2 separate regions of the Homo sapiens genome follow, and region 2 is linked to region 1. A link is an interaction called in ENCODE POLR2A ChIA-PET data of the cell type or tissue named here. Cell type or tissue: A673. All regions are shown on one strand.

What was found. Peaks named below come from ENCODE experiments on the same cell type or tissue, not always from the same donor. Only the 100,000 strongest peaks of a DNase experiment are listed, where the experiment ranks them.
Region 2: POLR2A ChIA-PET joins it to region 1 with 15 read pairs; 5 of 35 experiments call an interaction of 5 or more read pairs at or near these places.

The regions. Positions count from the first base shown.
Region 1 is chr20:17,497,938-17,500,437 of GRCh38, forward strand. BFSP1 (beaded filament structural protein 1) reads right to left here. Exons shown (of 8, transcript NM_001195.5): 6 at 883-1,103. Among named protein-coding and RNA genes, the nearest start is that of BFSP1, 32 kb to the right of the region's middle. In A673, no CTCF peak of the experiment used is centred here; no DNase peak of the experiment used is centred here.
Region 2 is chr20:17,955,687-17,958,186 of GRCh38, forward strand. SNX5 (sorting nexin 5) reads right to left here. Exons shown (of 13, transcript NM_014426.4): 2 at 1,247-1,351. Among named protein-coding and RNA genes, the nearest start is that of SNORD17, 6.0 kb to the right of the region's middle. In A673, no CTCF peak of the experiment used is centred here; no DNase peak of the experiment used is centred here; H3K27ac peaks cover 314 bases.

The DNA.
Region 1 (2,500 bases):
TTCTTGCAGATGTGTGCATAGTGTTCACTGTGACATAAATATAATGTGGAATCATGCCAGATACACCGACCAGCACTGGAGAAAGAAAAATAAAATCCTGCTTCTCCTGCCAAGCATTCGAGTGCTCACAGCCAAGAGAGAGCACCCAGCGCGAAGGGAAGAGCTGCTCCTGGTGGGGACCTCAGTTGTGGGGGGCTTCTCTTTTCATTCAGTCGAAACCCAGGAATTTAGCAAGACTGAAGTGAAGAATCACAAATTAATTCCCAACCCGTTCTCTGGAAATCACCGTAGCTATGAATACCAGCATAGCTGGAGAGAAAGAGAGAATTTCCCAGCTTTCTTAAAGTGAGTAGGGATCGACTCACAGCTCCATTATGGAGAAGACCAGACAGCCACATAGTCACAGCCACAGACTGACTCAGCAAGGTGCTAAGAATTGTGAGGATGGCAGCAGGAGCATCACCAACACCTCTGAGTGCCCTCAAGTGCCAGGCTCCGTGCCACGTAGCTCACCTGCAGCACCTCATTAAATACTCCTGGGCATCCCACCTGCTGGGACACTTATGTCCCCAGAGGCCTATGAGCAAAACACAGGCTTCTCAGTGAGGCCTTTTCTGACCACCCTACTTAAAACTGCAAGCATTCCCCCATCACCCCTATTGCCACCACCCTCCTCCCTGCGGGAACTTCCTCCTCAGCACTGGTCGTACCTTCATCCTCTGTCTCCCCTACTAGTTATCCAACACCCATGGGGTCAGGAATTGTTCTGTTTCCTTCCCTGACACATGCCCACTGCCTATAACTGTGCCTGGCACACAATAGGCACTCAATAAAGAGTTGTGGAAGGAATAAGTGGCCTGGATGGGGAGGGCACACGCTCACCTGTTGCCTTCAATCTCGATGATACGATGATACCGGTCCAGCTCATTCTTCAGGGTTTGCTGGGCGACCGCCAGCTGCCGGCAGTCGTAAGAAGACTTCTCCAGGACCCGCTCTGTCTCCTCAATCTCCTTGCGCAGTGTCTCAATCTGCTCGTTATAAAGCTGAATCTCATCGTCATAACACTCATGGGCACTTTTAATAGCTTGTTCCAGAGTTGTTGTCTGTGGGCAAGGACACGCTGTAAGAAAATCCATCCCCCTTCTTCTCTAAGAGACAGACCTCACCAGGAAAAGGAACCTGGACTCGGTGAATGTTTTATGTTGTTTGTGTGTTTCTCTGTCCATTCGAGATTAGCAATGAATCACTTTGGAATCCTTAAGCTAAAAAGCAATGTGAAAACTGAGCTCCTGTGTCCTTACACAATTTTTTTTTTTTTTTTTTTTGATAGAGGATCTCACTTTGTCACCAGGCTGGAATGCAGGAGTGCAATCTCGGCTCACTGCATCCTCGACCTCCCAGGCTAAAGGCTTCCACCTCAGCCTCCTGAGTAGCTGTGACTACAGGCAAGCACCAACATGCTGGGCTTTTTTTTTTTTTTTTTTTTTTTGGTAGTGATAGGGTCCCACTTCGTTGCCCAGGCTGGTTTCAAACTCCTGGCTTCAAGTGATCCTCCCACCTCAGCCTCCCAAAGTGCTGGAATTACAGGTGCGAGTCACCGCACCCAGCCCTTCTTGCACTAATATCAGCACCCTCTGCAATTAGTCCATAAGGAGGCCCACCCCAAAGGCAGTCTGAAGACAAACCTAGAAAATAAAACGAAACCTAGGCCAGGTGGCTCACACTTGTAATCCCAGAACTTTGGGAGGCCGAGGCTAGCAGATCACTTGAGGTCAGGAGTTTGAGACCAGCCTGGCCAACATAGTGAAACCCCATCTCTACTAAAAATACAAAAATTAGCTGGGAGTGGTGGCACACGCCATAATCCCAGATACTTGGGAGGCTGAGGCAGGAGAATCACTTGAACCTGGGAGGCAGAGGCTGCAGTGAGCCAAGACCACACCATTGCACTCCAGCCTGGGCAACAGAGCAAGACTCTGTCTAAAAGAAAAAGAAAAAAAACTTGCTATCGGTGGAATAATATGTATAATTCAAATAAAGTACATTCTTCAGACTTTAATGAACAAGCATAAATCTGATAGCAAAAAAATAAGTAAAAAGAAGCACATACTAAATAGATAAGATGCTACCTTTATTGAAATACTGAGTGGGAGAAAAGTTTCCTTGTTCTCATTCAGCTTTGATTTTCTCCCGAGTTTGGATCGGCAGAGTTACATTTATGTTTTGGTAGCTAAGGTGTATGTGTGTGCCCTTGTGTACACATAAAATAATGTCAGAGAAATACAGTACATTAATCAGAGCAAGTAAAAATTAAGGGAGGAAAACAGAAAGAGATAGTTTTATATTCAGTGTAAGAGGTTGTGATGATACACAAAGACCCACAAATGCTCAGTCATGGGCCACATAACAGTACTGCAGTCAACAATGGACTGCATATAGGATGGTGGTCCCATAAGAGTACAATGGAGCTGGACAATTCCTGTCGCCTTGTGACAACCGC
Region 2 (2,500 bases), 460 kb after region 1:
AGCTTGTAATGAATATCCCATCAGAATCTACTGGTAGAAGTTCAGTTCTAAGAAATAAGCCACAACCCTAATTCTATTTTTTTGTTTCTGTGTACTTTTTTTTGTTTATATACATTTTTGGGACAGGGTCTGGCTGTCACCCAGGCTGGAGTGCAGTGGAATGATCTTGGCTTCTTGGCTCACTGCAACCTCTGCCTTCCAGGCTCTTAAGCCATCCTCCCACCTCAGCCTCCTGAGTAGCTGGAACTACAGGTGTGTGCTACCACATCCGGCTAATTTTTATATTTTTGGAAGAGACAGGTTTTTGCCATGTTGCCCAGGCTCAAACGATCTGCCCATCTTGTCCTCCCGAAGTGCTAGGATTACAGGTGTGAGCCACCCAACCCAGCCCCAAATTCTATTTTTGTAAGTCTGAATTTACCCCCCACCCCCAACTTATGACAAAGAAGAAAAATAAATTTTAAAAAAACCTCTTAGCTGTAACTTACTATGGTTCTAAAAATTGTCCCTGGCTTCCTTCCTTTTCACTCCAGTGAATGCTGATTTTACCTCCTTTGATCTGGTAAGCTCAGGCAGAGAATTATGTCACCAGTCTTTTTACACTACCTCCGGAATAACTGAAGTGTGCTATTCAAGCCGCCCAGGCGTTAAGAAAAAACCACATGGGAAAGGTCTTTCCCAATTTAGTAAATGCTGAAAAAAAGCAAGCTACAGAGACAAACTTCCCTTGGATGCAAATTAAAAACAAAGCTGGGGCCCGGTGTGGTGGCTCTGGCTCACGCCTTGAATCCCAGCACTTTGGGAAGCTGAGGCACGTGCATCACCTGAGGTCAGGAGTTTGAGCCGAGTGTGGTGGCTCAGGCCTGTAATCCCAGCTACTCTGGTGGCTGAGGCAGGAGAATTGCTTGAACCCGGGAGGCAGGGGCTGCAGTGAGCCAAGATGGTGCCACTTCATTCCAGCCTGGGCAACACAATGAGACTGTCTCCAAAAAAAAAAAAAAAAAAAAAAAAAAAAAAACAAAAAAACAATGCCCACAGCCCAGGGCTCTGCCACAGCAGAATGCTGCTGCCGCCACAATGGCACTCACCTGATGCTTACTGTGAGATAGATTAGGGAGGTTCTCACTTAATAGTGCTACCCTACGAATAGCAACTGTTTCAAGCTCAGGGAATCTCTTCTCACATCCACTGTGAATAACAAGGCTGCAACCTAGCACTGTATGTATTACCACTGCATGTTACTTACCTTTGTGTGCACTGTAAATTTGACTTTGTCTCTCTCACTGAGCGCATCAGGTATGTCAATCTGAAGCGAGGGATCAACATTCAGGTCCACAGATACAGATCTCAGCTGAAATACATTTTTTGCGTATTAGTTTCAAACTCATTTGGCCCTAAAAAATTATTCCAAAAATGAGTAGTTACTAAAAAGCAGTTTATACATAGATCATTTAGAAATGTCAGTTGAGCTGGGCGCGGCGGCTCACCCCTGTAATCCCAGCACTTTGGGAGGCCAAGGCGGGTGGTTCACAGGGTCAGGAGATGGAGACCATCCTGGCTAACATGGTGAAACCCCGTCTCTACTAAAAATACAAAAAATTAGCTAAGCGTGGTGGCGGGCACCTGTAGTCCCAGCTACTTGGGAGGCTGAGGCAGGAGAATGGCCTGAACACTGGAGGCGGAGCTTGCAGTGAGCTGAGATCACACCACTGCACTCTAGCCTGGGCGACAGAGCGAAACTGTCTCAAAAAAAAAAAAAAAGAATTAAAAATTAAAAAAAAGAAAAAGAAATGTCAGTTGAGACATTTCTAAGTTTATGTGAAACTGAGGGGAAACCCATTCTTCACATGCATTGGTATATCCGAAGTATTCCTGTAATGTAAACAACAGCTACAATAATGTCATGTACAATACATTTGGCCAAATACCTGACTGTACACTAAGGCCTGAACTAAATAGAACAAAATCTTGAATTCTTACATAAATGCCAAAGTACAATGAACATTCAAGAGGCATTAACCAGGCCACACAAATATCTGAAAGGAAAACCTGGGGAGATGGCACAGAGAACAGTCATGTGGAATAGGATCCTGGGTGGAGAGTTCAGAGTAAACCTGGGACTGTTTCAAATAGCCAAGGAATCTAGACAGGAGGGGTGAATTAGAAAAACCAACCAAGGCCTTACTTAATTAGCACAATCCCACTGTGGTTACACATGAGCAACAAGTGTGAGCATCACTCTGAATACTCAATTAACTGATTTTCTGAGCTGGAAATTGAGAGGAAAAAAACTACCTAACTCCATTTCTGCCCGTCAAAAAAAAAAAAAAAAAAAAGAGAGGAGAGAACAGTGGCAGCACTAATAGGAACTGGGCTATTAGGGAAAAGTGACTTAAATAAAAGTACATTAAAGCAGACAAGGTGGTGGTCAATCTGAAAACCTGACACACAAGGCACGAGGAACTCATAGCGTAAGCATCTCATTGCCCCATTCCTTTTA